Regions from separate parts of the Homo sapiens genome. Here region 2 is linked to region 1. Evidence: chromatin loops called from intact Hi-C (ENCODE). Cell type or tissue: GM12878. All regions are shown on one strand. Each heading gives the region's core, and the rest is flanking DNA. Links, peaks and the distances in the headings are about the cores only. Region 1 overlaps LINC02789 (long intergenic non-protein coding RNA 2789). Region 2 has its middle 250 kb from the start of LINC02789.

Region 1 (9,766 bases), core at 3,069-5,568:
CTCACAGTTCTTAAGGCTAGAAGTCTGAGATCAAGCTGTTGGCAGTATTGGTTTCCTCGGTCTCTCTCTATGACTAGTAGATTGTCTATGTCTTCACATGGTCTGTGTGTCTGTGTCCTAACCTCCTTATAAGAACAGCAGTCATATTGGATTAGGATCCACCCATATGATCTCATATTTCTCATATTACTGTCCTTACCTCCTTAAAAGGCCCTATTTCCAAATATGGTCGCATTTTGAGGTACTAGAGATTAAGACTTTAACATGTGATTTTGGGGGAGGGGAGGGACACAATTCAACCCTATAACAATAACCAATCAAGAAATTAATCCTGGGTTAGTTTATACCTTGTAAGACAGAGAGGTAATATCCACATCAAATTTGATATTGGCCTTTTAATTTGTTGGTGCAATGATTTCACATGATGGGCCATGACATACTGGTGAGTGACATGACTTGTGAGGGATATGGAAAATAATTAGTTACTACTTAATGCAATATTTACATGACTAGCATATTATGGAAAATTATATTTTATAGATATGTAAGAAAACATGTAATTGGAGTGGGTTTGAAATTTATTGTATAATCCACTCATATGCAGTGAATATTTTTTCTTAAGAAAAGAAGGGTGTTACAATAGTGCTGCCAAGGGGCCACCAACAGCCTGCAGCCTTTCTACAGCATGTAGAGTGTGTTACCAATATTGATGTACCAATAATTGTAGGCATTACAAGTTACTTCTAATGTAAAAGTGCTTGCTTGGTGTATTAGTCCGTGTTCACGCTGCTGATAAAGACATACCCAAGACTGGGCAATTTACAAAAGAAAGGTTTAATGGACTCACAGTTCCACATGGCTGGGGAGGCCTCACAATCATGGTGGAAGGCAAGGAGGAGCAAGTCATGTCTTACATGAATAGCAGCAGGCAAAAAGAGAAGAGAGAGTTTGTGCAGGGAAACTCGCCTCTATAAAACCATCAGATCTTGTGAAACTTACTCACTTTCATGAGAACAGCATGAGAAAGACCAGCCCCCATGATTCAATTACCTCCCACCGGGTCCTTCTCACAACACATGGGAATTTTGGGAGCTACAATTTAAGATGAGACTTGGGTGGGGACACAGCCAAACTATATCACTTGGTTTGTTTGTTTGCTTTTCATTTTCAAAACAGCTTTATTGAGATATCATGGAGGTATAAAAATTGCATTTATTGCATACATTGTGAAATGATGACTAAATTCCAGACAATTAGCGTATTTCACTTCTACATAGTTACCATTTCTGTATGTGAATGTGTGTATATATGTGGTGAGACAATTTAAGATTTATAATGTTAGGAAATTTCAAGTAAAAACATAGTATTTTTATTATTTAATTTATAGCAAATTTAATACTTATTTAACTATGGCTACCATGCTGTACATTAGATCTCTAGAATGTATTCATCCTGCATAACTAAAACTTTGTATCCTTTGACCAATATCCTCCCATTGCCCCTGCCCTCAGCCCCTGGCAACCGCCATTCTACTCTGTGCTTCTGTGAATTTGACTATTTCAGATTCCTCAAATAAGTGAGATCATGTGGTATTTCTCTTTTTGTGTGTTGCTTATTTAACTTAGCATAAAGCTATACAGCTCCATTCATGTTGTTGTAAATGGGTAGGTTCCTTCTTTTTAAAAACTAGACTGGTAGGGTACAGTGGCTCACGCCTATAATCTCAGCACTTTGGGAGGCCAAGGTGGGTGGATCACAAGGTCAGGAGATCAAGACCATCCTGGCTAACACAGTGAAATCCCATCTCCACTAAAAATACAAAAAATTAGCCGGGTGTGGTGGCGCATGCCTATAGTCCCAGCTACTCGGAAGGCTGAGGCAGGAGCATCGCTTGAGCCCAGGAGGTGGAGGGTGCAGTGACCCGAGATCATGCAACTGCACTCCAGCCTGGGCGACAGAGCAAGACTCCCTCTCAAAAAAAAGAAAGCTAGAGAATATTTCATTGTGTATGTATATGTATGTGTGTATATATATATGTATGTGTGTATATATATGTGTGTGTGTATATATATATATATATATACACATACACACACATGAATACATACCACATTATTCATCCATCATAGGACATTTATATTGTTTCTATATCTTGTCTTATGCTACAGTGAACCTGTATTCATATCTTAGTCAATGCTAAATAAACATTAAAGCGCAGATATTTCTTTGCAATCATGTTTTCAATTATTTTTAGATCTACACCCAGAAATGGGATTGCTAGATCATATGGTAGTTCTATTTTTAATCTTTTGAGGAACTACCACACTATTTTCCATAATGGGTGTACTATTTTACATTTCCATCAATATTGTACAAGGGCTTCCTTTTTGCCTCATCCTCACCAACACATGTCCTCTTTTGTCTTTTTGATGCTAGCCATCCTAACAGGTGTAAGGTGATACCTCATTGTGGTTTTGATTTACAGTTCTCTGATGATTAGAGATGTTGAACACCTTCTCATTTGCCTGTTGGCCATCTGGATTTCTTTTGAGAATTGCCTATTTAAATCCTCTGCCCATTTTTTAACTCAGTTATCTGTAGTTTTGGTATGGAGATGTATGAGTTTCTAATCTATTTTGAATATTAACTCCTCATTAGTTAGATGGTATACAAATTTTTCTCCTATTCTTTAAATTGCCTCTTTATTTTGCTGATTATTTCTATTACTGTGCAAAATCTTTTTATCAGAATCCCATCAGCATTATTTCCAGAAGTAGAAAATATCAGAAAGTTCAAATGAAACTATAAAAGATCTTGAATAGCCAAAGCAATCCTGAACAAGAATAAAGATGGATGCATCAAATTTCCTGACTTCAAATTATAAATTACAAAGCTGCAGTAACCAAAACAATATGGCACTGTCATAGAAAACAGTCACGTGAACCAATGGAACAGAATTCAGAACCCAGAAATAAACCCACACATTTACCCTTAACTAATGTTCTGCAAGGGTAGCAAGAACACACAATGGGGAAAAATGTTCTCTTCAACAAATGGTATTGGGAAAATTGGACACCCACATGCAAAAAACAAACAAACAAAAAAACAAAAGCACCAACAACAAAAAAAGGAAAGAAATTGGATCTCTATCACCATGCACAAAAACTAACTCAACGTGGATTAAAGATTTAAACATAAAACTTGAAATGGTAAAATTACTAGAAGAAAACATAGGGGAGATCCTTCTTGACATTTGCCTTGGAAATAATTTTCTGAATATGACATCATAAGCACAGTCAATAAAAACAAAAATAGATAAATCAGATAACATCAGATTTTTTTTTATTTTTAAATTCAGTATGCCCATAGGCATACTATGATGCATATGTGACCCTCATCCATTAGGTCTATAGTAGCAGAGTAAAGGTTAAGAACCAACAAGTGACAGCCCTGTAGCTAAAATGCTAATGTCAGGAGGCTAGTCCTTCTTTGTGCTAGACTGCACCATAAGTGCAGAGAACTGAATATGTTTGCATTATACCCTATGCCCCATTAGATTAAAAAAAATTCCCTGTGCTGTAGTTCTAGACTCCTCTGAGCCAAGTTAAGACTGTTAAATTTTTTTAATGCAATAAAATAAGTCCCAGACACAGAGAAAAGGCAATACAATTTCTCAGGTACTGAACTCAGCTGCCAATTACTTTGGACCTTGAAAGCAGCTGGACGGAGAACACCTGATGGGCTGTAGCAGGTGACAGGTGGCAGAGGGCACTGTAGATGGACCTGGAGGGAGCAGGGATCCAGGCTTTGGCTTTGGCCCAGCAACACCAGGCCAAGTAGGAGGAGACATTCTTAGTGCTGTGGTATCACTATCACCTGTTTCCCAGTGCTTAGAGTCTGGAAAAGGGATAAGCCCTTGCTTCTAAATGCATTTGTAGGTCACAATGTTTGCATTTGCAAATGTGATAAGCTCTCCCTCTAATCTCTATTTCTTGGTTCCCACGTATGTTCCAATTCTTGCTTGAGGCTTCCCTGTGGTGGGGTCTTACAATAGCTCTTACGACTCATATTCTCCTGTTTCAAAATAACTCAGCTCTCCACTCACCATTCCAACTATCTTTTGCAACTCAAATTACCCCAGGGCTAAACATTAAGCTACATATTAAGAGAAAGCTCATTGAAATAATTTTTACCTTGATGTGAGTAACTAATGAGGAGGCTATCTTGACTCTCCAGGGGCACTTGTGTTTCAAAAATGGAAATTTGTTAACTAAAGTAAATTGCCAATTAGTGGACAGTGTTGTGGTAAGAAAAAAAGGTGAAGGAAGTTTCCAGACTGTAAGGGAAATATTTCTGGAAAGAAAAACTTTCTCTCTGTGCATTCTCATTCCTCTTTACTCATACAGGTACTTACAAAATTTTAACTGTAAGTTTCTTGCAATATTATTATCATAAGATGAAAATATATTTCAACATTTTCATGGACTCTGATAATAGTCTCACTGACAATGTACTTTTTATTTTTTTTAAACATTTATTTTGTCTTATTTGTTGGATGTTATCTAAGTTAACTGAAGAACACTTCGTAACTTCCAAATATTTTTCTATCGAAAAAATTTGAGGCCATCTTATAGAGAAACAATATAGAGTAGTACATACAAGACTTCTGGTATTTTACAATTTGTTAATAATGGCTTAAATGTTTTTGCTTTGTTTTGCTATTGGAACTGTAATAACACAGAATAGCAGTTGGCATCAAGTTGGAGGCCTTGCCTTAAATCCAGGCTCTACTGCTTACTACTTATGGATTTGGGGCATGTTATTTTCTCCTATTTGTGCCTCTGTTTCTTCTTACTTACCTTGCAGATTCATTATGAAGATTAAATCAATTAATGCATGTAAAGTGCTTATCATAGAACTTGGCATCTTATAAAGGCTCAATAAGTGCTAGCTATATTATTGTTATCACCTCTATACCTTCTCTGTGCTTCCAAAAGCAGATTTTATTTAATGTTTAAGTCCTAAATGTTGAATATATATTATGTCACCCACAGAGAGGAAGAATAATCTGAGTCATGTAATTACAACTAAAAAAGTATCATGATCTACCCACAGGTACTTTCCTCTGAACAGCACCTAAACATTGTCTCATTTTAAATTTCTTGTCACTATACTAACAGTTTATAAATAAATACACAGTAACCTCAGAGGGAGGCCTGGCATGTCCGGTTTAGGCAGTAGCCAGCTGGGCTGAGGGCTGCTGGCTTTGGGTCAAGAGCAAGCGCCCCCATGCCGGTCATTAGTTGCCAGGAAATGCTTTCCTTATTAGTCATTATTGCCTGAGGATTTTCTAGTGATAGAGTGTTAATACTGTAAGAAATGCTATAATTGCATGACTAGATTAGAAGATATGTACTGTACTTCATTATTCTACTTTGAAGTCTACCACTAAAGTGATCACTTTGCCAAAGAAAAAAATATGGAATATATTTCAAAGAATTTTCAATGTAAATGTAGATTTAGTTGTACAATTAAGAGCAGAAACAAGTAAGCGGGACTAGTAAGTGAGATTAAAATGTTAGAAACATATTCTATCAATAAATGCATTTATTGAGAGCCTACTATGTGCCTCACATCATCCTAAGAAGAAGACATGGCCTGTGATGACACAGACATTTGACATTTACAATCCTGTTAGAGAATCAAAACTAAGAGGTATAAAACAATAGAAGAAATAGCACTGTTCGTGTCACAACTTTGTACTGAGATAAGCAATACTAATTTATAAAAATTGCTTGGCAAACAAAGTCATCTGAACTTAGACAAGGTATTTGAATATGGTTAAGCAATCGGCAATGCTATTTGAGAACTTTTAACCTCGACTTCAAATGTTCCACTTGAGAGCTAGGATTGCAGGCATTTCTTGCTGCCAAAGCCACTTGGTAACCAGATCTCAAAACAATAAAAGGCTAAAAAGAACCTATTAGTGCTATGAAACTTTTCTGCTAAGAAAACTTAGAACAGCACAGAAATTACCACACAGATACTCTTTGTGCAAAACTTTTTACTAGGAGTCACCAGAAATAAAGGTGCCCGACAAACATTAGATGAGTGAAGAAGGGAGAAAGAAGGGGTGTGGGGTGGCTAATGTCTACTGGCCACCTGGGCCTGCCCTCTACCAGGTTCCAGACAGCAAGGTAACCACGTAAACTTAGGAGGGACGGAGCCCATCCTACAAGGCTATTCTGGTACCATCTTGATGCTTTAGACCTTATTTTCAGAAATCCATGAGCATCTCTAAAATGGGTCTGACCTTGGGCTTTTAAAACAAATGTTTAAAAATTAAGCTAACTTATATAATACCATTAACGACTGATAGACTGAAACCCAATTTCTTGGTTTCTAATGGCAATTTTTTTTTTTGTATGGTGCATTTGAGGATCATCTTTGGATCCCAAACATATTTGGTTCTCTATTACCAGTAGCTGTGCTTTAGCAGAATATCTGTTTTTGTATAGATACATTTTATGAAGAATGTTCAAAACTAAACTCTTTAGCCAATAAAGATGTTTCTCTCTTTTATGGAGGATATGTACAGTGTCTTAATAACTTGAAGGGTGGGACTCACAGCATGTACTGAATGTGATGGCTTTTAGCAAACTTAAAATTCAATGTAGTCATCTCATTTACCTGTGGTAATGGGGCACAGGAACAACATAGATAGCTGAACTTCAGAAAATACAGTTTTTTTTTTTTTGTTTTTTTTTGTAGTTTCAACTACTTCTGCAGAGATTTCAAGGAAAAAAGGAGACTCAGATTTCCATTCCTCTCCTTATTCTTCATGATCCAAAGTCCTTGTATCCCAACAACATAGTACAAACAATAACAGTAAGAGGATGAAGGAGAAATGCCGTGTGGCAGACAGGCCGCAGAGGGCCCCCGTGCCCAAACCCTGTATAAATCTTCTTCCCTTGAGTGCAGCAGATATGTGTGACTTGCTTCTAATCAGTGGAATCTAGAAAAGGTGAGGGGTTATTTCTGTGATTACATTATGTTGAGGATTCTCCCTTCTCAGTCCGAAGTAAGAGATTCTCCTTGCTAGGTTGATGAAGTAAACAGCCATGTAAGCCATTCCTTACTTCCAAGTAAGGAAACTCACATAGCCAGAAACTGAGGTTCTGGAGCTGAGGGCAGCTCCTAGAGCCTGAGGCAGCCTTGCAGCTGATGGTCAAAAGCCAGTCCCTCAATCATATGGCATCAAGGAAACGGATTGTGCCAATATCCTGAGTGAGCTTTGAATTGGACTGTTTTCCAGTAGAGTCTCTCGATGAGAATATAGCCCTACTAGCACCTCAATTGCAGCCTATGAGGCTCAGCAGGGAACCCAACTAAGCCCTTCCTAGATTCCTGATCCATGGACACTGTGAGCTAACAAATATGTATGTCTCTTAAGCTGCTAATTTTGTTGTAATTTGTTATACAGCAGTAGAACACAAATGTAGATTTGGGTTTCTGAGTGTTGTTAGAAGGTTCACAGCTGACACTCCTATAACAAATGACAGGTTAGCAAGAGACAAAGCATGACAAATTCATTTAATCAAAGTTTTACATGACATAGGAAGATTCAGAAATGAAGACTCAAAGGCCCAGGGAAAACTGTGCGATTTTAGGTTTAGGTTCAATGAAGAAGGGACAGCCATGTAAATATGTGATTGGAATAAAAGGACGTGATCTAATAATAATTATCTGAGGGGGACTTAGCAAGGTCTGTTTGTTCAGATTCTTCTTGGCCTCTAGCATACCTCACCCAGGTATGCAACAGGACCCTTCTGGAATGAGGGTCTTAGGGCCTACTTTGAAGGGAGGTAGGTCAGAGAATGACCTCTCTAGGTTTTACGGTTTGTGCTGGGGGTGAGGAGTTCTAGTTTCTAGGACTTGCCCTGGGGAAGAGGAATTCTAATTTCTGTGACTCTAGTTTGTGGGAGAAATGAGGGAAGAAGAAAGGAGGGTAGGAGAAATGATGGAAGAAAAGAGGATGGGAGAAGATCAGAGAAAACTTCTTGCTTCTGAAGTCCTTCCAATCTCCTTCAGTTCAAAGTACTCAGCATGTCAAAGTGCCCTACTTTGCAGTATTGTGTTTTAAGCCCCAACAAAGCAAAGTACTGCTATAACAAATACCTGTCATGTAACAGCAGCTTTGGAACTGGTCAGTGGGCACAACCTGGAAAAATTTTGAACAGCATGATAGAAAAATCTAATTTGCCTTGAGCATACTGTTCATGGAAGTCTGGACTTCAAGTATATTGATAGTGTGGGCTCAGAAGAACATGAGGAATATTTCATTGGAAACTGGAGGAATGGGATCCTTGCTATTATATAGTGTTAGAAAGCTTGTCTCCTGTAGTTTCATGGAAGGCAGAACTTGTAAGTGACAAAGTTGAATATATAGCTAAGGATATTTCCATGCAATGGTCAGTTGGATTGCCATTGGGCTGCTTGGTTTCTTCTTACCGCTTATAATAAAATGCAAGAAGAGAAAGATAAATTGAGGAAAGAACTGTTAAGTACAAAGAAACCAGGATTTGATAACTTGAAACTTCCCAGCCTTTACAGAGGGTAAAAGATTCTAACATGAGGAGATGTTTTCCTGGCAGGAAAGCATGCTTTAGAGAAAGAGCCAAGAATGCGACTGTATAGACTTTTGGTGAAACCTCGGAAAGATAAAGAAGTCAGAGTATTTAGTCACAAGAATTAAGGATATGCTTCTCAGATCCTCTCAATCAAACCAAAGGGTCTTTAGGAAATTGAATGGAGATGTTCCTTAGACAGCTCAGAAGGAGGCTGATGTATGGAAGGATTTGTTTTTTATTTTATTATTTATTTCTTTATTTGAGATGAAGTCTCGTTCTATTTCCCAGGCTGGAGTGCAGTGGTGTGATCTTGGCTTACTGCAACCTCCGTCTCCCAGGTTCCAGCAATTCTCTTGCCTCAGCCTCCTGAGTAGCTGGGGTTACAGGCACAGACCACCATGCCCAGCTAATTTTTTCTTTCTTGTACTTTTAGTAGAGACAAGGTTTCACCATGTTGGCCAGGCTGGTCTCAAACTCCTGACCTCAAGCGATCTACCCACCGTGGCCTCCCAAAGTGCTGGGATTACAGGTGTGAGCCACCATGCCTGGCAAGGAGAATTTGTCTTAAAAAGAAGTGTGGATGGAGCTTTTTTCTGAGAGTGAACCCCATTAAAAGCCATAGGAAACACACAAAGTTATTGAGAAAATTATTTCAGCTGAAACATTGCTAAGCTTGGACTGAGAAAGATAGAGATAGAGATACAGATAGAGAGAGATAGAGATAGAGATAGAGGAAGAGAGAAAGAGGGAGAGAGATGGAAAGAGAGAGAGAGAGAGAATAAAGTGAAAGGAAGAAAGGAGGCTACTGGACCCCTACATTTCTACTGGCAGATTCCAGCTGATTACTATTCAGCTGTAAACATGTATCTTTTATGAAAAAGGAAGGACAGCAAAAAAGATAGAATCAAGAACCCAGATGTAGAGCCAGAAGCCATGGAGGATTATTCCAGGCCTTGAAACCTAATCAAGGTACCCTGGCTGGAGTGTAACCAGCTGGGTTTCTGAACTGCTATCCAACAGTGATTGTTTTTCCACTTCTATTTTTTGCCCTTTTTGAACTGGAGTGTCTGAAGCTGTTACCCTATGCCTGCTCCACCACTGTATGTTGGATATGTTGAGGCAAATAACTTGTCTCT
Region 2 (9,766 bases), core at 4,173-6,672, 130 kb before region 1:
TCCATGACAAGATCTAGTCACATAGCCCTACCTAATCACAAGGATTTCATCAGGAGACATAAACCAGACCTAGGCATGTGGTACTAATGACTCCCATCATATGGGAATGATACAGGCGGTAGTACCCAGGATTTTCTCCTCCCAAGGCAAGTTTGATGTTTTTAATACGTGAAGGCAGAAGACAAAAAGCCAGTTGATCAAAATAGGAAAGATTGTGGATATAAAAAAGCATGCACAAGCAACAGAGCTGTCTTTAGAGGGATGGGAAGGAATGTGATAAGGAACATAGGAAAAAAAAGATCAGCTTGAAAATGGACAAGTTTTCTGAAATTGCTGGTTTTGAGTAGGAGATCTCTCTCTCTCTCTGTCTCTCTCTCTCTTTCTCTCTCTGTCTCTCTCTCACACACATACACAGAGAGAGAGGTGAGAAAAAGAGAGAGAGAGAGAAATGTTGAAGTGAAAGGACAGGAGAAACCTGGAGTAGTCACTGTAAGAGATGGACTAGAGAGTCCTGGTTATGCCTCATAAATCCATTCAGGGCCATATTGAATAAATGAAGCTGAAAGCTAAGCCCAAAAGGACAAAGGAAACCATAAGTCTAGATGGCATCTGAAATAGTGTTTTACTCCCTTTCTTTCCCTAAGAAAAAACAGTCATTCTAAAGTTATGTGGTTTCCTTCACATATGGGAAAAACACAACAACCCTGCAGCTTATGACATTGCTGTCCATGTGTATAAACATGAAAAAATGAACAATTCATGGGTAAGGGAATTTTTCTCATCAATGGCCCCACTCATCTTCACAGGCTGTCTCCTACTGTGAGACTGGACAAGCAAGCCATCTGTGTCTTGGTTTATTTAGATAAAACAAGAATTTTGACTTATATTTCCAAGAAAATGAACTCTGCTCCAAAAGTTGAGCAGAAATTTCCCATAGAGTAATTTAATCAATCCCTGGGAACACCTCATTGCTTTTTGGAATTAGGAACAGCACCAATGTAATTTCCTATATATACATCATTCAAGACTTTTAAAGTTGCAAGTAGCAGAGATCCTGGCTCATACTAACTTAAGCCAACATGGAATGTGTTGTTTATTATAACTAAAACAATTCTGAGTATAGAATTAGGCTTCAACTACATCAAGGGTTTCAATAGTATCATCAGGACACAATCATTCTGACTCCCCCTCTCTTCTTATTCTAATTTCTTCTCTTTCTCATTTATTTCTATTTTACTGTTTTCATCTCTAAGTCCTTCTTTCCACTCTTTTGAATTTATTCTCAAGCAAACTCTCTTACATGATAGTAAGATGCCCACCAGCATCTCCATGTCTATATTTTATAAGTCTAAAGGAAAAGAAATATATTTCTCCCTAACAATTTCAACAAAAATTCCATAGTTGTGCTTCTCTAGCCCTGATTGGCTGACTTGGGACATGTGACCATCCTGGCTGCAACTCTGTGATGTATCCTGTTTAGGCAGGTCCAGATCACATCATCCTCCTCCAGCTAGGAATAGGTCTAGGGTAGGGATATTGTTTCAAGGAATATTAGAGCATTGGTAGCAGATGGTGGAGTAATGCATGCTGTTGAGGCCAAAACAAATGTGTACTACATTCAAAACATTTTAAATATAATTTCTGTACTTCCATACATTCTTTAAAGTTTTGGGCTCACAATAATGATGTTTCCAGTCAAAGAAACTAACATTGTTCATGGCTGTTTTGATTCATTATTTTTCTTTAGGTGGCACTCTTAGTAAAGACTGTATTAAAAATGAGGAAGGTAATAAGAAAAAAAAAGCAGAACCAAACATAAGCTAAAGTCAGAATATTTTCATTGATGGCTAACTAGAATTATTCTATAATTACCCCACCACAGCCCTGAAAGTGAGTCACCAAGAACTGAATATTTATAAGCTTTCTGACCTCAAAAAATTCAAAATCTTAAATGGGGTCACCTAAGGAGACTGTGGAAAACTTCCATGCAACTTATTGGCAGATGATTTCAGTTCTTATTTCAACAAGCTTGGTATGAAATGCATGCCATCTGGTTACTGGGAAAATTCTAGTGCATATTAACTGCTTGTGTGAGAGACATTCCTGCCATTTAGTTGTAAATGATTGCACCTGCAAGTGAAAAAAAAAGAAAAAAAAAAAAAGAGCATGTCTTATCATTTGCTCCCAGGGCTGGAAGATTTGATGACACAATACCGCTATTTCATCCACTTTTAAAATCTGCATCTGATCAGTACAGCTGTTCTCCCACAACTATTTTGAATATGCTGTGTTGTATACTACAGCATAGGATTGTTGGGAGAAATTTTTTAAATAGCACTAAATGTGGAGACTGCAATGGTCCCTTTCTATTTCTTCAAGGCATTTCTGACTATTTCAAAGTAAAATGTAGGTACTTCTGATTTTCATTTCAACTCTATTAAAGAAGCATATTTCAGGAGAAAAGCTTGTATGTGATTCTGTATTCTCCAGGTCCGACTCACATTGGTTGGCAGATCTCTGCCTAAAATGAAGTTATATAGGCACAAGAGAGAAGCCTCTATGTATGGGTCCATCTTCACTTTCCAAGCAAGACAATAGTGATTATCTATGCATCTGGTTTCAAACTCGGAGATCCATGTGCTTGAAAAACTGAAAACCTTGTTACAAAAAGCCTGGCAATACTACAGCTTAATTAATGGATTCAAACTTTATTTCATTTGTGATCCAGTCTGCATTGCCCTCAATACTGCAAAGCCAGCATAGACTAAAGGAGTTCTTGTTGGTACAGCAGAAAGATGATAGAATTTAGAGCTTAGATACAGTTTATTTATATCCTAGCTCTGCCACTTATTAACTGTGCGATCTTGGGAAAATTATTTGCATTCTGTGGGCTTTAAGTTCCTCAAAAGGGGATTAAATACAATTATCCCAGTGAAAAAGAGATGTTTTAATGAAATATGTGAAAGTTCTTGGCACATAGTTAGAATTAAATAAGTGTTAATCGAATGTATCTTCCCTACCTCAAGCATTATAGAAGAGCTCTATTGCATTCAGTCTTCCCAAACTAATCTCCTCTATCAGCTGAATTTACAGCACGCATAAATTATTCTGTTTAATGAATAGCATAGAATCAGATTGCAAGCTCCTCATGGGTAGGAAGCAGGCTTTCTTCTTCATTTTTAAGTGTCAGGTTTTGAGAAAGAATAAGTGAATGTAACTATTGGCAGCATCCTAACCAGTGGAGCTAATTTTATTCCTCTAACACCTATGAAAACCCTCTAGGCAGAACATTTAAAGTATCATTTTGTTTAATAGAGCTCTGATAACCTATTGCCAGAGGTGATCAATTTAATTAAACAGAGAAATTCAGCTATTGATGTGCCCATATCATATAAAATATGGCAGTCAAAGTTCCAGGAATGCAAAATGATTGAAACAAGTGGTGACAAACATACTTATTCAACATCACCAACCTAAGAGGAATACTATACTCTGTTCAGAGATGGAATGGAATTATCAATGATGGCAGCTGAGTAATAACTTGAACCACGACAGTGGGATGGGCAACTGGACTCGTGATATCTCAAATAAAGCCTCTAAATCAACAAATGTGGTGTGGACATCAAAGTCAAATGGTAAACATTTTGAAGACCTGTAACAGCTTATCAACAGAGAAGACATAGTATGGAGTACAACAAAATAGAGACCAGGGATAATGATTTTCAACTATTACCCATCTTTGAAGAGTACCAAAGAATTGAATGGTTGAATCTATTCTTGTTCTTCTGGTTCTTAATGACTTTTTCTCAGAAAAAAATTAGACAGATACATAATTTAGAAAAAAGAAAAGCAAATCTTCATTATTGTATGAAAGGTGTTAAAAATAAAAATACTAATGTTTTATTTATTTGTACTCCAAATTTTCAGGGATATCAATTTGCTTCTTAAACATTTAATTTTACTGTACCAGATTCCAAATGGAGGGCATTGTTTAAAACATTTAGTTTTCCTTAATACCTTTAATGTCTGATATTTGTGATTAATAATTTATATCTTTTAAATCAATGTTTTATCTTTAAAATGTTTCATATTATTAATATGTTTAATATTAAAATTATTTTTAAAGAGCTTTATGCTCCTTTGGCTATGATTCACTAATACTAATAATATTTTGGTTAAGAGAATTTCTTTTTTACTGAATTCATGAGATTTTTAGAAAAAATATTTAATAGTTCAAGATTGAAGTTGCATTTTATTAATTAGAGCTGGAATTTTATTTCTTCATTGTTAAATGTTGTTGCTATTGGAAACATTACTTAAATAATTGTTGGTTTATTGCACAGGTTGGTTAAGGTCAAGGAGACTAAATCCTATCCTGGATTTCAGAGATAACAGAACATATCTGTTTTGATCAGGGAGGTACCATGTGTAAAAAGACGTTCTCTCTCTGGGATCATACCACTTTGCGATTTTAAGATCTTTAATATTTTATGCATTGTGCATTTGTCAGACAAGAAGATACTTTTCCCCATTAAAAAGACATTTCTATTGAGGAAATTGTAGGCCAAAATAACAGCTTATATTTCAGTTAGTAAAAGTTGACCAAAGCTATAAAAGTACAAAGTGTAATTCTACAAGGAATATAACAAATATAATTATAAACCATTAATTACTTTTTTATCTTGATTTTTATCTTTATATTGTGTATGGTCTTAAAAACAGTGATTTTGAAATTAAATATGTTTAAAATAATTATTTAAAGCAAACTATTCAATATTTAAGGCTGTTTTTAATTATTTGGCTTTCTGTGTTTAATTGCACAGTTCTCTAATTCTGCTCTCCATGAAAATGTAGTCCTAATTCCTTCCCCCCAACTCCCCTCCCCTCCCCCCTCCCCTCCCTCCCTCCCTCCCTCCCTGCCTTCCTTCCTTCCTTCCTTCCTTTGGAGACAGGGTCTCCCTCTGTCACCCAGGCTGAAGTGCAGTGGCACGATCATGGTATACTGCAGCCTCAAACTCCTGGGCTCAAGCAATTCTTTCTCCTCAGCCTCCCAAGGAGCTGGGACTGCAAGTACACACCACCATACCACAGGGTTATTTTACATTTTTTCTAGAGACAGGGTCTTGCATTATTGCTCCAGCTTATTCCAAACTCCTGGCTTCAAGTAATCCTCCTGCCTCAGCCTCCCAAAGTATTGGTATTATAGGCATGAACCACTGCACTCAGCTTGTAATCACAATTTCTTATTTTGTCCTTCACAGGATATATAGTTCCACTTTCTAATTTCACCACAAGGTGAGGGTTCATGAAAGGGAATTGGGTAGAAAAACTAGTTATGACAAAGAAAAAGAGGAAGGAAAACAAAAGAAGTGCTTTATGTTTCTCACACTCACTCTTCCTCTGCTTACATCCTTAAAACTCAAGTCTTTTCCTCCTTAGTTTAAAATCCCCTGGAACGAAACAGTGGAGGTTTTATAGCTTAGTCTATTGAATTGGCCCTAACTCATTCTCTGAAGGTAGATGGACAACACAACAATAATAAAACCCTGAGAAAATCACACACACACACACACACACACATACACACACACACACAAACAACAGAGGCACACAAGGCTGGCTGACTACTTTGGTTATTAGAGCAGGCCTGGGTGGGTAAACATAGATAGTCAGAAGCAAAAGGTAGAGAATCGGAGAAAGAGGAACATCCTGAGAATTACACAGGAAACATATTCTGGGCACTCACAGACAACTCTGCCTTGAGGGCTTGTTCTGTCATCAACTTTTCGTTTCCTTCATACCCTTTATCTATCTTACTTCCTATCTTTATTGATGTCAACAAAAAGAGCCAAACTGTAAAATATTTGAAGAGATTTCTTCTGAGCCAAATATGAGTGACCAATGGTCCTCAGGAGATTCTGAGAACATGTGCTGAAGGTGGTCAGGTACAGCTTGGTTTTATACATTTTAAGGAGACATCAAACACCAAGCAAAACATGTAAGATGTACCTTAGTTCAGTCTGGAAAGGCAGGACAACTGAAAGTGGGGGTTTCCATGTCATAGGCAGATTCAAAGATTTTCTGATTGGCAATTGGTTGAAAGAATTATTTATCAATACAAAGGAGTGTCTGGGTTATGATAAGGGATTGTGGATACCAAAGTTGTTTTTTAATTTGAAACAGAGTTTTGCTCTGTTGCCCAGGCTGGAGTGCTGTGGTGCGATCTCAGCTCACTTCAAGCTTCGCCTCCCAGGTTCACACCATTCTCCTGGCTCAGCCTCCCAAGAAGCTGGGACTACAGGTGCCCGCCACCACGCCTGGCTAATTTTTTTGTATTTTTAGTAGAGATGGGTTTCACTGTGTTAGCCAGGATGGTCTCAATCTCCTGACCTCGTGATCTGCCTGTCTCAGCCTCCCAAAGTGCTGGGATTACAGGCGTGAGCCACCACGCCCAGCTGTGAATACCAAAGTTTCATCATGCAGTTGAGCCTCCAGGTAGCAGCCTTCAGAGAATAGATCATAAATATTTTTTAGCAGACTTAAACAGTCATGTTCTATCAGTAATTCCAAAAGGGAGGAGGGTATAATGAGGCATGTCTGGCTCCCCTCTTCCCATCGTGGCTTGAACTAGTTTTCAGGTTAGCTTTGGAATGCTCTTAGCTGAGAGGAGGGGTCCATTTATGTGGTAGGGGAGCCCTTAGACTTTTATTTTTGGTTTACATTGATAAAGTATTTCCCTAGACCAGGGAAGACAGAGTTCCTGGCTCCTATTGGTTGGAAGGGAGGAAGAAGTAGAGGGTCTAACTACTATTCGCCACAATGATTCTAAGGGCAAGTGCTTCATGGGTTCCAACTAATCACCTACAAATAACTTAAGAACAAAACTATTTCTGTTGTGGTGGCTGGATGTATATTGATGCCTTTTTATCTGGGATGAATCTAAGCACTTCCCTTTTATCAATTTTCTCTTTCTCTCTGGAAGGACTACCTCTTACTCGTAGGGACATGTTCTGAGTTGTGTCCCGTGTGGCTTACTTGCATCTAGGTTCTTCATTGTATACCGACTGAAATGTTATCAGTAATAGCTTAGTACTAGCAATACCAGTGAATTAAATGTGGTTAAATTTAAGTTTGAAGTCCTAAAGATAAAATTCTCTAACTTTGAAACACCAGACATCCTCCTTCATTGAGTCAAACATTTCTTAGAAATGAATGTTAGAATCTGTCTTAGAACACGGTCTTAGAAACTGTCTTTGGGTTATCACTTACCAAAAAAAAAATGCCAACTTTTTAGCATGGCATCAAAGATCTTTCATTATCTCTTTGTTATTTCTACAGCTTTTTCATGCATATCTTCTTTATAATGAAACATTTTCAGGTCACTGAATATGCCTCTCCCTCTTGTTTCTGGCCCTTTGTACACACAGTTTCCCTTGTTTCACAGCTCCTTTACCATACTTCCTTGCTGGGCTAAGTTTTCTCCTTCAGGGCAACTTAGATTTACTTCCTTTTATAGATTGTTAACTGATTTTCACAAGAAGATGATAAGTACCACTCTTAGGGTACTCTTAAGGGTTCCCCTGGTACACATGGAACTTACCATGTTGTAGCATTTCACACTCTGTTTTCTTTTTCTGTCTTTGATTGTGCATTTCTTTAGGGAAAGTGCTCTTGTACCTCTGGTATTTAGGTATTTGTTTCTGTGATTAAAACTGGTTATGTCTAGGTACAAACTGATAGAAAAGTACATTATAACTTCGTTAGTGATCCCAAAACTAAATAGATGTTTTTAAATTAGGAGGAAAAAGACTGCACTTTATGGGAGTTCAATTCTAAAATGCAGCTATAGGCCTTAGAGCATAGTCAAGTGTTGACAACTCAGCAATTATTTGCTAAGAATTTGCTCCTCTCTTCCAGTATTCTGTTACATATCTTAGTGGGAGACAACAATATAAGAACAGAGAACACTCTGGTGGGGAAGAATGATTTGAAAGATAAAAATAAATTTGACTTGACTTAAAAGCTAGGGTTGGAGAGTTGTTATAGATTAATTCATTATTTGAAACATTTGAATGATAGGCTGAGAAGTTAGACTAAATGGAATGTCTAGAACCAATGAAGAATTTTAAGGAGAATTATATGGCTATAGTAGTGATAATGACGAGCAAGATGAAAAAAGACACAACTGGAACAGAATTAATTTTCCTTGGAATTACCTTTGCCCTTTATGTACTTCCTTTTCTCTATGGTATTCCATTTTATACTTCTTCAAATGCTGAGTCAAGGACATAAAGTGAAAAGTCCAACTTGGGCACTTTGACACTTAATAACTAAAATTATAGAATCTTCAGGTAAAAACAGTCGCAGTCCATTATTCAATATCTAATTTAATATTTTTCACCTTATTCAGTATTTGAGTTTTCTCCCTATAAGGCTTTTATTACAGTCTATGCTTTTAATTCACTGTATCCTGATCTAGCCCATTTAATTTTGAAAACAATTTTCAAAGAGTTTATTTATTTAATTAAAATATATATTTCTTTTAGATCAACTACGAGTCATAGATCCACTCCTTGAGACTGCATAGAACAAGTCAACACTCTCCTATGATAATTTTTCAAATATTTGAACCCAACTACCTTGTTTTCACTTAGGCTTTTCTACTGCACCTGAATAAATGTTTAATTTCTTTCTTCTTTAGGTGTACTGTCCTAGGAGGACCTTCCTGCTTTAAGTTATGGTTCCCAGTACTAAACTTCATGGATATTTGAGCTAGAGCACAGTAGTAAAATACCAATAGCACAATCTAATTCTTCACACACTATTTCTCTTAATACATGCTAACAAATTATATTATTATTATCATTATTATTTTGTATGCCACTATTAACTCAAACTGGGCTTTCTATAAATTAAATACTCTAAGTTTTTATACAGTGATGCTAAGCTACGTGATGTCATATTATATTTTAAGTACAGAAGTAAAGCTATCAGTCTTTTAAAAAGATACTTGTACAACAGAAATGCTATCCATAAGCATTTTTCCAGACTGTTGACATGCCTGATGAGGGACCCGTGTTTTGTCTTTTTGTAATTTGATTATTGGCTTTTCTAGTGATTCTGCTTTGTTTCCATGCTTAGATTTGATAGATATTTAAAAATAAACACAGTATCTGACCAAACCAATCTCTACTTCATCACAGACAAGGTTTTGGCTTCTTACCAAGTCCACATCACCCCATCCCCATCATCTAACATAGCAGTTGCTATTTTCATCTTTGCTCTCAGTCTTTCATCACTCAAATTTTATAATGACATTGTCTGGTGATAAGATAGGATATAAAAAATAGCATGTTTTCCCTATCCTGTTACTTACACAGTTATGGCTTTTTTGGCCACAAAAGAGAGGTTTTGTATTTATTGCTATCAGATTACTTCATACTAGGTTTGATCCATCACCAGTCTACTCTGATGACAGCATTTTTATCTGGTATATAATGTATTCCATTTCATATATAACATATTTTGGAGATTTAAATGAGAAAGTGTAGTTTTGTTATTATCTTACAAAAACGGACTTAAACATTTATTCTATCAAAGTTTGTTCATTCTTTTTGGTATGAAAATTATTGTAGCTGACAGACAAGTTAGAAGCAAAAGATTAAGAAGCCCAGTTTTTTTTTTTTTTTGATACCACCTTTTATCAGTGACAAACAGCAAGCTCTGTTTTATGCAAATATCTTTTTTTGTTGTTGTTGGTTTTCTC

What was found. A loop is a pair of places that touch in the nucleus more often than their neighbours do. Peaks named below come from ENCODE experiments on the same cell type or tissue, not always from the same donor. Only the 100,000 strongest peaks of a DNase experiment are listed, where the experiment ranks them.
Region 2: it touches region 1 in a loop (2.2-fold over the local background); 2 of 110 quality-filtered maps call a loop at or near these places.

Annotation. Positions count from the first base shown.
Region 1 is chr1:199,268,345-199,278,110 of GRCh38, reverse strand. All of the region lies in intron 3 of LINC02789 (long intergenic non-protein coding RNA 2789), which reads right to left. Among named protein-coding and RNA genes, the nearest start is that of LINC02789, 120 kb to the right of the region's middle. RefSeq lists an enhancer at 4,637-5,836. In GM12878, for the core only: no CTCF peak of the experiment used is centred there; DNase peaks (open chromatin) are centred at 4,070 and 5,220.
Region 2 is chr1:199,396,108-199,405,873 of GRCh38, reverse strand. No RefSeq gene overlaps it. Among named protein-coding and RNA genes, the nearest start is that of LINC02789, 250 kb to the right of the region's middle. In GM12878, for the core only: no CTCF peak of the experiment used is centred there; DNase peaks (open chromatin) are centred at 5,363 and 5,663; H3K27ac peaks cover 893 bases.